2 separate regions of the Homo sapiens genome follow, and region 2 is linked to region 1. The links are chromatin loops, found by intact Hi-C in ENCODE. Cell type or tissue: endothelial cell of umbilical vein. All regions are shown on one strand. Each heading gives the region's core, and the rest is flanking DNA. Links, peaks and the distances in the headings are about the cores only.

Region 1 (8,019 bases), core at 1,740-5,739:
TGGGGTCAGGCAGTGAGGGATCAGCAAGGGAGCAGTGACCGCAAGTGTAAGAGATGCCATGGTGTCCATCCCAGACACTCTGGCCAGTGCAGCCATTCCCAGCTGCAATGTCTGTTGGCTGCAGCTAGAGGTTCTCAGCACCCTGTTCTCCAGAGATTTATCCTCAGCCTAATGAGAGCTACCCTCTCCCCAGGAAGTTACACCCATACTAGGGACTGAACTTCCCCCATCCCCAACTGCCAAAAAAAAAAAAATCCCTGGGTAGGCCGGGCACAGTGGCTCATGCCTGTAATCCCAGCACTTTAGGAGGCCGAGCGGGCGGATCACGAGGTCAGGAGATCGAGACCATCCCGGCTAACACGGTGAAACCCCATCTCTACTAAAAATACAAAAAATTAGCCGGGCGTGGTGGCAGGTGCCTGTAGTCCCAGCTACTCGGGAGGCTGAGGCAGGAGAATGGCGTGAACCCGGGAGGCGGCGGAGCTTGCAGTGAGCCGAGATCGTGCCGTTGCACTCTAGCCTGGGAGACAGAGCAAGACTCTGTCTCAAAAAAAAAAAAAAAAATCCCTGGGTTGAAGCCCTACCCCTCAATGTGACAATATTTGAACATGGAACCATTGGGAGGTAATTATGTTTAGCTGAGGTCATGAGGGTGGAGTCCTCACAATGGAATAAGAAGAGACGCTGGAGAGCTTGCTCTCTCCTCTTTGCACGTAACACAGTGAGAAGGCAACCATCTACAAGCCAGGAAGACAGCCCTCACAGGGGGCAGCTTGATCTTGGACTTCCCAGCCTGTAGAACTTTGAAAAATAAATTTCTGTTGTTTAAGCCACCCAGTCTGTGCTATTTTGTTATGGTAGCGCAAGCAGACTAATATAGCCCACTCCCTAGGATGACTGCCGGGAGCCAGACAGCCTAAAACCAGTGACTGACTGATATGAGAATCAAAAGGTTAACCTCCTTGCCTCAAGATGGAACCAGCTCTGCAGTATGATTCATGCTCCAGAGCTGCCTATGGGATCAGGCAAATCTTGCTTGGTTTAGACACCATCCCTGCTTAGAGCCTTCCTTGTGCCATCCTGCCTCCCTCAGTCCCCTTTCTCCTGCAAGTACGCTGTAAATCACATGCACCTGAGTCTCAGTGTTAGCTAGCTGTGGCAGGAAGGCCAGCAGCAGGTGATGGGCAAGGGGAACAGTGTCAGGAAGGTCCCACAAAAGGCAACATGAGGGTCCAGGCAGAAGTCCCAGTAGGGGTCACACAGTAAGTGGTGGAGCTGAGCTTTGAACACACATAGTGTGGGGTCAGTCTACAACCATAAACACTACACAATACTACCTCTTTCTAAGAAAGCTGAATGTTTGCCTTGATCGAGGATCTCTAGACCCAGCTCTGACACAATTCTGATATGTACCAGGACAAGGCAGAACTGCAGAAACTACAGACACAAGCTAATTACACTCAACTCAACCTCAACTAGAGTGTAGACATCAAGGAGATGGGAGGGGGAGGTGGAGCCGTGTTTCAGTAATTTAATTTGGTGCCATTTCCTAGCACAAGTTTAGGTTGTGTGCACCCTACAGATGCCAACATCTGCTCGCTCTACTGCAGCTGTTCCAAAAGGATGATCTGGGAACTTCTGGGGACCCTCAAGGCCACTGCAGGTGATCCACAAGGTGAAAATACTTTCACAGTTGTGGTAAGCTGAATAATGGCCCCCAAATACTGTTCTTTTTATGGAAAAAGACAAACTTTTGTGATTAACAAATGATGTAGCAGATGTGATCAATTTAAGGATTTTAGGAATAGGAGATTATCCTGAATTATGATAAAATCACAAGGGTCCCTATGATCGAGAGAGACAGAGGGAGACAGAAGCACAGCTGAGGAGAAGGCAAGGTGATGACAGAAGCAGAGATTGGAATGATAAGCTTTGAAGATAAAGGAAGGAGCCACAAGCCAAAGAATACACACCGCCACTCAAAGCTGAGAAAGGCAAGGAAGTGCCTTCTCCCCCTCAGAGCCTCCACAAAGAACCAGCCCTGCTAACACCTTGATTTTAGCCCCATTAGACTCATTTAGAACTTCTGATCTTCAGAATTGCAAGAGAAAAAATTTGTATTGCTTTAAGCCCTAAATTGGTGGTAACTTGCTACAGCAGCAACAGGAAACTAATACAATAATTAAGACATAATGTGCCTTGTTCATACTCATTCCCTCACACTCACACAGGGAGTTTTCCAGAAGCCATATGACATGTGATATTGCAACAGACTGAATACAGATGTAAGAAGCCAGCTGTCTTCTGTGGAGACAAGACATTAAGAAGGAGATTTACAAAAATGTACAAGTTTTTGTTTTGGAAAATATACTTTAAAAATACAACATGTAATAGATTTACTGATATATTTATTTATTTATTTTTGAGACAGAGTTTCACTCTTGTCACCGAGGCCAGAGTTCAATGGCACGATCTCGGCTCGCTGTAACATCTGCCTCCCACGATCAAGCGATTCTCCTGCCTCAGCCTCCCAAGTAGCTGGGATTACAGGCGTGCGCCACTACGCCCAGCTAATTTTGTATTTTTAGTAGAGATGGGGTTTCACCATGTTGGCCAGGCTGGTCTTGAACTCCTGAAGTCAGGTGATCTGACCGCCTCGGCCTCCCAAAGTGCTGGGATTACAGGTTTGAGCCACTCTACCCAGCAAATTTATTGATTTTTTTTTTTTTTTTTTTTTTTGAGACGGAGTCTGGCTCTGTCGCCCAGGATGGAGTGCAGTGGCGTAATCTCGGCTCACTGCAAGCTCCACCTCCCGGGTTCACGCTATTCTCCTGCCTCACCCTCCGGAGTAGCTGGGACTACAGGTGCCCACCACCACACCCGGCTAATCTGTTGTATTTTTAATAGAGATGGGGTTTCACCCTGTTAGCCAGGATGGTCTCGATCTCCTGACCTCGTGATCTGCCCACCTCGGCCTCCCAAAGTGCTGGGATTACAGGCATGAGCCACCGCACCCGGCCAATATTTTTAAATAAATACATATTTTATTTTTTTATCAGTTTTAAGTTCTACCATACTGTATTGACAGCTACAGCCTACATAAACAGAAGAAGCTCTTTAGGGTCCTCAGCAATGTTTAAGCATGTTGTGATACTACAATGTTTGAGAACAGGTCTGTAAGAAGCTGAAGGGGCAAGGAAAGAGAAAGTGAACCTTAGTGCCCGGCGGGGTGTGCGCTGTGGCCACGGAGTAAATGGCATAGATAATAAAGAAGATGAAATGAATGACAACGAAGAGGTTTGTTCGAAGACTTCAGCCATCCCATTAAATCTGACCCCTAGCCAGCCAGAACGGGAAGTTTTGTTATGTTTATCAACAGTCCTCTATGTTTCACTTTCTATTTCCCTTCTTACACAATCCCTGTTCACTTCTAAGCTGACAATGCAGAGAAGATAAATAGGAAGTGAGCAATAAAGAAAACAGAAACAGGGTGGAATGATAAGAAATGAAAAGAAATCATAAGGAACAGAGTCCCATGTACTGAAAAAGAAAAGATGAGGTGAAAATGCAAACACTTACCCCCACTGGTATAACTGCAGGAGAATCTGGATGGCTTCATCGTACTTTCTGATGGCCAAAGAGAAGTTCCCATTCTTAAGAACCTGGTTGCCGGATTCTTTCAGCAGCTCAGCGTAAGCTGTCAGGTCCATCCTGTGAGGAGACGGGGGAGACGCTTGCTGCCAGACCCGTGCAGGGCATGTTCACCTTCCGGTCTGCATTGCTGAAATCTGGAGAAGGAGTTCGCTCACTATGGCCCCACCCACCTTCAAAGGGCACATCTTGGCAACACCTCTCACCACCAGGAAACCAGGCAGAGTGTCTGACAAGACTATTTCTTTGTCAGTTCTTTTCTGTTCTCAAGGGTGGCCAGACCAATTCCATTTATTCAGCATTAATGATCTGGAGGAGGCTGCTTCCATGCATGAGACAACATAAACCTGGCAGGTAGTGAGTGCTATCCCTGTAACTGGCATTATTATTAATCTCATTTACCCATCATCACAGCCCACAGGAAGGCATTGTCCCCACTGTTCAGATGAGGAAACTGAGGCTCAGAGGTTCAAGTCACTTGCCTAAAAATCTGCTGATGGCATTTCCCATTTCTGACCCCAGATCTGACCAATTTCTAGTTTCTGCTCTTGACCACTGTACCACATCACGTATTGGTAAAAACTCAGCTGATAGTACTTCCACTCTCTTAGCAGATGGAACAGGGAGGGCAGGTGAAGGCCTCAGTATGCAAGTGGCTAGGACACAGAGACACAACCACTGTCTCTCCTGTCCCCCTCCTTTCTTAAAACACTATAAAATAAGCCTTGAAATATTTGTCCCTGAGACAGCCATTGCCTGCCTACTTGTCTGTGTCCCCCAAGGGTATTTGCCTCTTTCAGGTCAAACCCCTATTTTGTTAAGTTTTGTAGCCGTATGGCCTTGAACATAAGGGGTACTTAAATATCTGTGGTGTAACAATTGAATGCCAGACCCAGAGAAGACGCACATTACTGATTTTCTCCAGTGTGGCCTGGGTGGTTGGAGAGAACTGCCTGGCAGCCCTGACCACATGGGGGGCCTTGGTAAGTGTGCTGAACAAAGGCAGGAGAGGAGAGCACCCAGGAAGATCTTAAGAAGCAGCTGCCAAGGAGACAGGGAAAAGGTGGGGGTCAGAGAAGAGGTCCTTTAGTATTGCTTCCTCTCAAGATGGCAGAGGGAAAGGCAAATTGGTAGGGTAGGGTAGGTCTTAAATATGTGGACAGTTTCAGGTGTTCACAGATGACATGTACCTATGGGGTCATAAAATTTCTTAGGTGTCTTGATGACCAACACAATTCTTGGAGAGACAGTAATTATTAATTTTATCATTTTAAATCCAAGTAAGGGGTCAGAGGGGGAAACAGACCCAAGCACACATAAGTGGTGATTTATTTTAAACAATTTGACTTCTTGGGAATGGGGTTTTTGAACTGTACTCCACTTCTTAAGCAGAGCTTTAACAGAATGAGACACATGACTCTTAAGTCAGAATACTGAACTCTACCTATGCTTTTCATGTAGTAATCTCTAAATTATATGACTACTATTTACACAGAGATGACTAAGAAGAACATGAAAAAATGTAAAGAGCTATGTACTAGGGAATAAAGTATGCTTTTCTTTCAAATATTGTCGGCCATTTGTCCAATAAATATTCTTTAAGCTGGCCATGGTCAAACAACTGAAACAAGAAAATTGTTGCAATAACTGACAAAGAGTTCATATCCCTCCGTTATAAATAGCTTTCCACTGCAAGAAAAGACCAACATTCTCACCAAAATGTATAAGGGTCCTAAGAAACAATTCACAAAGAAACACCAAGTAATTGCTACTAAATATATGAAAAGTGGGTAAATAGGATCACCCTCACTAGTGCATAAGTAAATCAAAAATTGAACAACAAAATATCATTGGAAAATAATTAAAAGAATGACACGAAATGTTGGGGACACTGCTTACAGAGGAAATAGAATACATCATAAATAGGTTTAGCCTCATGGATGTTCACCACCTCGAAAACTTGGAAATAACTCTAAATGTTCCATAATATATAATGGGTTTAAATCAGTTATAGAAGATCCGTATGTTAGAACAACACACAGTTATTTTTAAAATCATGTTGTGGCTGGGCACAGTGGCTCACACCTGTAATCCCAGCACTTTGGGAGGCTGAGGCGGGCAGACCACCTGAGGTCAGGAGTTCGAGTCCAGCCTGGCCAACATGATGAAACGCCATGTCTTCTAAAAATACAAAAATCAGACAGGTGCGGTGGCACGCACCTGTAATCCCAGCTACTCGGGAGGCTGAGGCAGGAGAATCGCTTGAACCCAGGAGGGAGAGGTTGCAGTGAGCCAAGATCACACCACTACACTCCAGCCTGGGTGACAGAGTGAGACTCTATCTCCAAAAAATAAAATAAAATAAAATAAAATCATGTTGCAAAAGACCCAGTGCGCTGGCTCATGCCTGTAATCCCAGCACTTTAGGAGGCTGATCAGCTGAGGCGGGCGGATCACCTGAGGCCAGGAGTTCGAGACCAGCCCGGCCAACATGGTGAAACCCCGTCTTTACTAAAACTGCAGAAATTAGCCAGGCATAGTGGTGAGCACCTGTAATCGCAGCTTCTTGGGAGACTGAGGCAGGAGAATTGCTTGAACCCGGAAGGCAGAGGTTGCAGTGAGCCAAGATCACGCCACTGCACTCCAGCCTGGGTGACAAGCGCTAACTCCATCTGGAAAAAAAAAAATCGTGTTGTAAAAGAACATTTAATGACAGAGCAAGTTAGTAAATGAAAAATACAGGCCTATACGGTTGAAAAGGCATATTGTAAAAGAACATTTAATGACAGAGCAAGTTAGTAAATGAAAAATATAGGCCTATAAGGTTGAAAAGGCATATAATCCCAAATTGTTTTAAATACATAAAATGTATTGAAAATATGCCAAAATGTTAAAAGCCACGCCTTTGGGATTTGACAGAATTTTAATTTTCTTCCTTGATTTTCTGAATTTCCAATCACTCTACGATGTACCCTCTTACTAATCAGACCATAAATGTTATCAAACAGACTCTTTAAGGGTTTAACTGAAGAATTCAAACACAAGGTATTTCCATTGTATTTACAAATACAAAAAAAAAACTCTTCATTTCAATATTATTTTTCATAGTTCTCTAGAAACCAAGTCAGCTCTTAATGTTATGTGAGCAACAACAAATGTATTCACCCACCTATGTTTCTGCTTTTTATTGATACAATCACATCAAAGGTGAAAGAAGGAATGCCAACCATACAGAAGGCTTTTTTCTTCCTAATAGGATTCATTGAGAGTTACATTCTCATTACACGGAAGAATGCTTTATATCTCTACAATAGAATACAGATGGCTCCGTTGTTGGGTCTTTAAAAAAAAGAAAAAACTGACCAACTGATGATTTATTTATAAGATGAAATTATTAAATAAAAGTGGTAATAATTTACCATAATGACAATATTCTTCATAGCTAATATCTGCTAAGTACCTACTATGTGCTTTACATCATTGTGTCTTTTCATTCTTATAAGAAGCCTCGGCCAGGCACAGTGGCTCACGCCTGTAAACCCAACATTTTGGGAGGCCGAAGCAGGCAGATTAGCTGAGGTCAGGAGTTCGAGACCAGCCTGGCCAACATGGTGAAACCCCCATCTCTACTAAAAATATACAAAAATTAGCCAGGCATGGTAGTGCATGCCTATAGCCCCAGCTACTCAGGAAGCTGAGGCACGAGAATCACTTAAGCCCAGGAGATGCAGGTTGTAGTGAGCTGAGATCAAGCCACTGCATTCCAGCCTGGGCAACAGAGTGAGACTCTGTCAAAAAAAAAAAAAAGTGCTATAAGGTCAGCGTGACTCTATCTCTATTTTGCACATAAGGAAAGTGAAGCAAAGACAGGTTAAGCCACTTACCACTTGCCACAGTCACACTGAAATTGGTAATGTGAGAATTCCAACCTAGGTGGCCTCACTTTAAGAGCCAAACTACACTCTGAAGGGCCAAGACAGAGGCTAAAAGATCAGCACCCAGTAAAATCACTAGGGTATCTTATATTTTGGCTGGCACTGAGCACTCTACCCTGCACTTTCAGTTTCGTTAATGGTGTAAAAGCTACAAAATACTTAAGGACAATTGCACAGCTGCCTGGCTGGCTTTCAGAAATTTTCACTATGTCTCTATGAGAATTCAAACTCTAGTTGTTGGAAGCTGTCACAGGCTGCTGAGCTACATATGAGGAAGAAGATGCAAGAAAAATGCAAATGCACTGAGTAGATTTTGAAACAAGCAAGTCTGAAACAGAGCAGATCCAGGTGGTTGTGGGTTTTATGACTCATTGTGTATACGTATACACATGAAGTTCTGTAACTGACATACAGGATTACAGCAAAGACTGGC
Region 2 (8,019 bases), core at 1,761-5,760, 280 kb after region 1:
AGATAAATCAAGCACCCAATTAGGTACTTGACACAGGGACAAAACAATCTCTGCTCTTAAGGAGCTAGAATTCCAGAGTTTCTGTTGATATATATTTTTTTAATGTTAAGCTCTCACTATGTGCTAGATAATTTGCAAATGCTAGACATCCGACGGGAAGCAAAAACAAAAATGTTTCTTTTTCTTATGAAACTGGTAAGTTAGACAATCTCACAAAAGTACCTTTAAAATCTAACAGGTATTACAAAGGGTAGGTATGTGCTGCCATGAGGGCATAAAAGCATTGGGACTTGACCTAACCTGAGGTATCAGAAATGCCTTCTCCTGGGAATAGATGTTTCAAGCCGAGATTTAAAAGTGCCTCAGAGTATAAACTACATGCAGAGGTGGGGGAAAGCAAGAAAGCACAAATAGACCTCATGATAGAAGCAACAGAGTCCCAGGGACTGAAATGAGAGAATGTGAGATGAGTCTGGAGAGTTAAGGGTCCACCATTCAGGGTCTTAGAGGCTGTGGTAAAGATTCTAATCTTTGTTCCGAAATCTGCAAACCAATCGAGTTTTTAGTGAGAGCAACATGATCAGATTTGTATTTTCAAAAGACCACTCTGACTTCAATGTTAAGAATTCATTCATGCATAGTGTCATGCACCTGTGGTCCCAGCTACTCGGGAGGCTGAGGCACAAGAATCGCTTGAACCGGGGAGGCGTAGGCTGCAGTGAGTCGAGATCATGGCACTGCACTCCAGCCTGGGCCACAGAGTAAGACTTTGCTTCAAAAAAGAAAAATTTTTTAAAAAGAATTCATTTTTGGCCAGGTGTGGTAGCTCACAACTGTAAGCCCAGCACTTTGGGAGGCCAAGGTGAGAGGATTGCTTGCGCCCAGGAGTTTGAGACCAGCCTAAGCAATATAGTGGGACCCCATCTCTACAAAATATAAAAAAATGAAAACATTAGCCAAGTGTGGTGGTGCGCACCTGTAGTCTCAGCTACTCATTCTTTAAATAAATGCATCCTGAAGGCCTGCTATAGACCAAATCCTACTCTGCACACAGAGCACACGGCAGTGGACAACAGACAAATTCCCTATCTGTGAGGATCTTACATACAATATACAAATCATAAATAAGATAATAGTGCTGTAAGAATATTGGAACAGGGTGAGAATGAAAGGGTAGGGTGGAGTTGCTATTTTATAAGCTTGAATCCTATGAAATTACTGATTTTTAAAAATAATTTTTGACCTGAGAATGACATTACACCTTAGGTTTGAATGGTTCAATCCAGTTGTGTGACATTAGGGTCATATGGTTCAACTTAATACTTGGAAGAGTCAGAACTAATGAGGTGATCGAAAGAAAGAGAAGCAAGCCATGTAAATACCTGGGAGAAGAGCATTTGAAGCAAAGGAACAGCAAGTGCAAAGGCCCTAAAACAAAAATGTGCCTGCCATGTTTAAGGAGCAGTAACAAGGCTGAAGAGTAAAGGACAAGTGGGAAGAATGGTAACAGAGGCCAGATCATACTGGTGACCATGGTAACAAATTGGCTTTTCTCCTTTTTTTTTTCCCCCTTAAGACAGGGTCTCACTTTGTCACTCAGGCTGGAGTGCAATGGCGTGCTCATAGCTCACTGCAGTCCTGAACTTCTGGGCTCAAGTGATCTTCCTGCCTTAGCTTCCTTAGTAACTGGGACTACAGGCATCCAGCACCACGCCCAGCTAAGTTTTTTTTTTTAAGAGATGGTATTTCATTATGTTGCCCAGGCTGGTCTTAAACTCCCGCCCGCAAGTGATCCTCCCACCTCAGCCTCCTAAAGTCTTCCAAAATGCTGGGATTACAGACGTGAGCTATCACGCCCAGCCTGGTTTTTCCTCTTTGAGTAAGCTAAGCCGTGGGAGGGTTTTGAGCAGAGGAACTACACATCTGCCATTATTTAAAGGAGTATTCTGTTAATGGTAGAATATAAGTGGTGGATGCAGAAGTGATTGCTGTAAAATTCTTTCAACTTTGCTGTGTGTTTGAAATTTTTCCTAATAAAATAATAGTTTAAACTGGTTATTGTGAATAGACTTTAGGGGAGCAAAGGTGAGAGCAGGAAGACCAGTTAGGCTATAACAATAATTCAGGTAGCAGTGGAAGTGGTAGGAAGTGGTTGGGAGCAGATGTGGTGTTTGAATTACAAGTCAGTAATTCAGAGGAAATACCAGGTAGGAAATACAAATGTATGAATCCACCTAAAGATTAGGAAAACAAGGACAAATGTCTTGAGAATTAAAAGAAAATGCTCAGAAGTGTACCCTAAAGCCTCTTACTCATGCTTTTGTTCTAGGCTGGTTTTGGTTGTAGATAGTTATCAGTTATTATATACTGCCATTCAGATTATTTATATGTATTACTGTCCACAACTCACTTGTGTTCTAAAGGGTTTTTTTTAATAATGTTCTTGTCTTCCCAAGCAGATTACATGCTTTTTGAGAAAAGATCTATTTTTTTGTATACACCCCGCAATGCCATATTCCTAGAAGGCATTTTCAATGTTCACAGAATAAAAATATTTGAATACAGAGCTTTTCATGTCTTTTGTTTTTATAAAACATCAATTTTCTTATAAATGTTTAATTTAGACACTTCTGAAAATGAAGGTAGAGTTAGAATTTTCAATCTGTTGCAACTTATGCCCATTTCAGGTCAGACAAATAAAGAGAGAGCCTTCTGGGGGGTAAAAAAAAAAAAAAAAAAAGGCCCAGGTTTGTGCCTGTAGTAGTAATGTCAGCTACCTCAGGAAGCTTGAGCCCAGGAGTCCAAGGCTTATATGGCACCACAATTGTGCCTGTGAATAGCCACTGCACTCCAGCCTGGGCAACACAGCAAGATCCTGTTTCTTTTAAAAACAAAACAAAACAAAAAAAACCCCAATCAGCTTTTCTCCATATTGGCTTATACTCAGACTTCATCATGTGGCAACAAGACAGTTCTCAAAAACTTTAGTTCTATATTCACTCCAGTCCAAGTCCAGCAAGAGATCCCTTCCAGTAGCTCCTAGATTCACTGAACCAATTACCTTGCTACAGTAATTTGTTAAAGGATAGAGAGTTACCTTCCCATCCTTTAACAAATTACTGTAGCAAGGAAAACTCTTGTGCTATGATTAGCCAAATTTGAGTCATATGCTTTACCTCTGGTCCACCCAAAGATCATGGACTATAGGAGAGGAGTGGTTCCCGGAAGAACAAAATGGAGTACTGTCACCAAAATATAGAAATGGATACTGATGGTGAAAACACAATGCTTACTACACCAACTAACTCAAAGGCCTATGCATTGTTTCTTCCTTAAGCTTTTGAAAGAAGTTAGTCACTGCCATGGCACTCACTTTGAATCTCTTCCAATTCCACACACAATACTGCATTTTTTCCCCTGAATCATCAGGCAGTCATATATTCAGTTGCCATTGAAAAGTAAATGCATGATTATGAAAGTTAACCAGCTGGAAGGGTCAGTATTTCAGTACATCACTTTTCAGGACACTCCCAACTGGTATTGCAGGTAGTTTCTTGTCCTTAAAATTCTTTCCTGTTGTCAAGCTACCTGAAACGTATTTGTCCTCGATACCCTAGGGGCAGGGTGGCTGATAACTAAGGTGCCTGGGAAACACTTCAGAAGCAAGTGACAATGAATTGGCTTAAGAAGCCAATTCATCTTTTAGATGGATATTTATACTGTAGAATCTTGAAAGGAAAATTTATCTACAGATATGTCTGTTTTCAGTTTCTTTTCCTTTTTGCACTAACAAGTTATTTTCCCCACATGACGTTTAATCTACCTTACAAAACATTTTTAACATTTTAGTTCAAAATTTGCTTCAGAAAATGGATGACTTTGGTGTGAAACGATTGTTGACTCTATTATTCTAGAATTTGGGATGGCGCCTCTAGTTTGCTGCTTCCTTGGACACCAAACATAACATTCTCTGTTCTAGGACGTGCTTCAAGTCGGTCATGAGACTGGCAGAAAATCAAACCAAACTAAATGAATGGTTGTTGAAGTTAATCTCCCATCCTGGAGCTGTGCATGCCATGGAGTAGCCAGCTTTTAACAGGCACAATCCTGATCAAAATCACTGCTCTGTGGTCCTGCTCATCAGAATATTATGGAAACTAGATTTAGGCCTGGTTTCCTTAAAAATAGATGTGATAATGAAATAATCATGTATTATAGCCATTACAATTTCTATTGTAGGAGAAAGTGGATAATGTTTTAACGTAAAACAGTAGGTTACTAAACAATATGTTCTAGATGAACATTTAACATTTTTGTTTTAATTAGCCAGGCATGTGTGATGACCTACGCCTGTAGTCCTAGCTACTCAGGAGGCTGAGACGGCAGGATTTGCTTGAGCCCAGGATTTCAAGGTTACAGTGAGCTTTGATCACATCACTGCACTCCAGCCTGGGTGACAGAGCAAGACCCCGTCTCACAAATAATAATACAAATACAGAAAAAATACTAGAAAACACACCCAAATGTTAAGTTTAAGGAATGGAACTATCAGTTATTTTATTTTATTTTTATTTTCAAAAATACTCAAACGTGAAATATACCACATCTGCGGCCGGGCACGGTGGCTCACGCCTGTAATCCCAGCACTTTCGGAGACTGAGCCGGGCAGATCACCCAAGTTAAGGAGTTTGAGACTAGCCTGGCCAACATGGTGAAACGCCGTTTCTACTAAAAATACAAAATTAGCCAGGCGTAGTGGTGCACGCCGGTAATCCCAGCTACTTGGGAGGCTGAGACAGGAGAATCATTTGAACCAAGGAGGCAGAGGTTGCAGTGAGCCGAGATCGAGCCATTGTACTCCAGCCTGGGCGACAAGAACGAAAGTCTGTCTCCAAAAAAAAAAAAAATTGTCTGTTACTGCTATGGTCTGAATGTTGTGTCCTGCCAAAACTCATATGTTGAACTCCTAACCCCCAAGGTGATGGTATTAGAAGGTGGGGCCTTCCTGAGGTGATTAGGCCATGACAGCAGAGCACTCATGAACAGGATTAGTGCCCTTATAAAACAGGCCTAAGAGACACCCCTCCCTGGTCCATAATGTGATAGTAGAATGAGAAAACAGCTGTCTATGAGGAAGCAGATCCTCACCAGACACTGAATCTGCTGGCACCTTGATCTTGGCCTTCTCAGCCTTCAGAATTTTGAGAAATAAATTTCAGTTGTTTATAAGCCACAAAAGCTATATTTTGTTATAGCAGTCCAAATGGACTAAGACAAATACCAATATGACAGAATCAAAATAAAAAACTAAAAATTAAATCTAGGCTGGGCTGTAATCCTGTAATTCCAATGATTTGGGAGGCCAAAGTGGGAGGATCACTTGAACCCAGGAATTTGAGATCAGCCTGGGCAACATAAGGAGACCTCGTTTTTACAAAAAAATGTTTAAAAATTATGCGCGTATGGTGGCACGTGCCTGTAGTTCTAGCTACCTGGGAGGCTGAGGCAGGAGGATCACTAGAGCTAAGGAATTTGAGATTACAGTAAGCTATGATCGTGTCACTCCAGCCTGAGTGACTAAGCAAGACCCTGTCTCAAAAAAAAAAGTCTAATTATGCTTCTTACTGCTCAAAACCATGGTAGATTTCTCTCTTGTCTTGCATACATTTTATTTTATTTTATTTTATTTTTTTTGAGACGGAGTCGCTCTGTCGCCCAGGCTGGAGTGCAGTGGCGCGATCTCGGCTCGCTGCAACCTCTGCCTCCCGGGTTCACGCCATTCTCCTGCCTCAGCTTCCCGAGTAGCTGGGACTACAGGTGCTTGTCACCACACCTGGCTAATTTTATTTTGTATTTTTAGTAGAGACGGGGTTTCACCATGTTACGCAGGATGGTCTCTATCTCCTGACCTCATGATCCTCCCCCCTCGACCTTCCAAAGTGCTGGGATTACAGGCGTGAGCCACGGCGCCCAGCCTTTGCATACATCATTTATTCTTCCATTTAAAAAAAAAAAAGCATGTACAGGGCTGGGTGTGGTGGCTCACCCCTGTAATCCCAGCACTTTGGGAAGCTGAGGCGGGCAGATCACCTGAGGCCAGGAGTTTGAGACCAGCCTGATCAACAGGCTGTAGTAGAAACCCCGTCTCTACTACAAATACAAAATTAGCCAGGTGTGGTGCATGCCCATAATTCCAGCTACTCGGGAGGCTGAGGCAGGAGAATCGCTTGAACCCAGGAGGCAGAGGTTGCATTGAGCCGAGATTGCGCCATTGCACTCCAGCCTGGGCAACAAGAGCAAAACTCCATCTTAAAAAAAAAACAACAGCATGTACAGATTGTACAGATGCTAGGAGTAAAATAAGTATACAGATACAGATGTGGTTACTGTTCCCCCAGAACTAACTGTCTAGAGGAGATATAACAAGTAAGCTAACAGAAACAATCCAGTATGTCACAGTCAATAACAGGGTTTCATGCATCCTCCATCAAAATACCTAAACCTTCTTTTACACATCAAATGCTGGCTTTGATAGCTAAGCTACCAAGCAAGTGAAACTCACACGCAGTGGTAGTGACTGTCAGTCATTGCTTCAGTTTAAGCAGCATCCCTGTGGTTGTCCACATGGTATGGGAGTGTTCAGTTATTTGAGTAGTGTTCAATTATTGGAATATTTATTTGCTCTTATTTTATGAAAATGCAGATGCAAATACTAGTTATAGGAAAAGTAGGTCTTATAAATGTAATCTGAATGACATAAAAATGGAAATCACTAGTAGGGGTGCCAGAGCAGTCAATCTTTAGCCTCAATCAGACACCAAAAATTCATTAAATAAAAGCCAGTAAACTGAGTAAAGGAAAAGGAGAAAATCAGAGAACAGGTAGAAAATCCTGGAAATATTGTTAAGTATGTTTAGAGATTTTGGTCTTACATTTTGGTTCTTCAGGAAAATATTTCTCTTTAAAGCAAAGGAAGTTTATTGTTCAATTTTTTTTTTTTTTTTTTTTTTTTTTGAGGCAGAGCCTTGCTCTGTCACCCAGGATGGAGTGCAAAGGCGCGATCTTACTGCAACTTCAGCCTCCTGGGTTCAATAGATTCTCCTTTCTCCTGCCTCAGCCTCCCAAGTAGCTGGGATTGCAGGTGTGCACCATCACACCCAGCTAATTTTTTTTTTTTTTTTTTAAGACGGAGTCTTGCTCTGTTGACCAGGCTGGAACACAGTGGCGCGATCTTGGCTCACTGCAAGCTCCACCTCCTGGGTTCCCGCCATTCTCCTGCCTCAGCCTCCTGAGTAGCTGGGACTAGGGGCGCCCACCACCACGCCCGGCTAATTTTTTTTTATTTTCAGTAGAGGCTGGGTTTCACCGTGTTAGCCAGGATGGTGTCTATCTCCTGACCTCGTGATCCACCCACCTCGGCCTCCCAAAGTGTTGGGATTACAGGCGTGAGCCACTGTGCCCAGCCAATACCCAGCTAATTTTTGTATTTTTAGTAGAGATGGGGTTTCATTATGTTGGCCAGGCTGGTCTTGAACTCCTGACCTCAGGTGATTCACGTGCCTCGGCCTCCCAAAATGCTGAGATTACAGATGTGAGCCACCATGCCTGGCCTATTGATAGATTTTTATTTTATTATTAATTTTTTAATAGAGACTGGGTCTTGCCATGTTACCCAGGCTGGTCTTGTACTCCTGAGCTCAAGCAATCTTTCCACGTTGGCCTCCCAAAGCACAGAATGTATTTTAAATCACTTATCACACCAATGATGTTAAAATTGACAAGTTCATAATGATACTAAGAAAATAAATTCAGGCCAGGTGCGGTAGCTCACCTGTAATCTGAGCACTTTGGGAGGCCAAAGTGGGGGGATTGCTTGAGCCCAAGAGTTCAAGACCAACCTGGGCAACATAATGAGACTCTGTCTCTACAAAAATTTTTTAAAAAGGAAAGAAATTCACTACTTGCCTATAGAAGTTGCCATGGCAAGTTGCTAATTATATGGTAATGGTAATTGGTAAA

The links. Hi-C counts contacts between places; a loop is a spot of excess contacts. Peaks named below come from ENCODE experiments on the same cell type or tissue, not always from the same donor. Only the 100,000 strongest peaks of a DNase experiment are listed, where the experiment ranks them.
Region 2: a loop joins it to region 1, with 3 times the contacts of the local background. A loop is called at or near these places in 7 of 110 quality-filtered maps.

The regions. Positions count from the first base shown.
Region 1 is chr3:36,904,744-36,912,762 of GRCh38, forward strand. It overlaps TRANK1 (tetratricopeptide repeat and ankyrin repeat containing 1), which reads right to left. Exons shown (of 24, transcript NM_001329998.2): 2 at 3,580-3,711. Among named protein-coding and RNA genes, the nearest start is that of TRANK1, 36 kb to the right of the region's middle. RefSeq lists enhancers at 3,151-3,200, 3,221-3,540, 3,551-3,700, 7,784-7,833 and a silencer at 5,870-6,038. In endothelial cell of umbilical vein, for the core only: no CTCF peak of the experiment used is centred there; DNase peaks (open chromatin) are centred at 2,138 and 3,588; H3K4me3 peaks cover 891 bases; H3K27ac peaks cover 1,432 bases.
Region 2 is chr3:37,180,169-37,188,187 of GRCh38, forward strand. All of the region lies in intron 1 of LOC105377642 (a long non-coding RNA gene), which reads left to right. Among named protein-coding and RNA genes, the nearest start is that of LRRFIP2, 9.6 kb to the left of the region's middle. In endothelial cell of umbilical vein, for the core only: no CTCF peak of the experiment used is centred there; a DNase peak (open chromatin) is centred at 3,403; H3K27ac peaks cover 1,192 bases.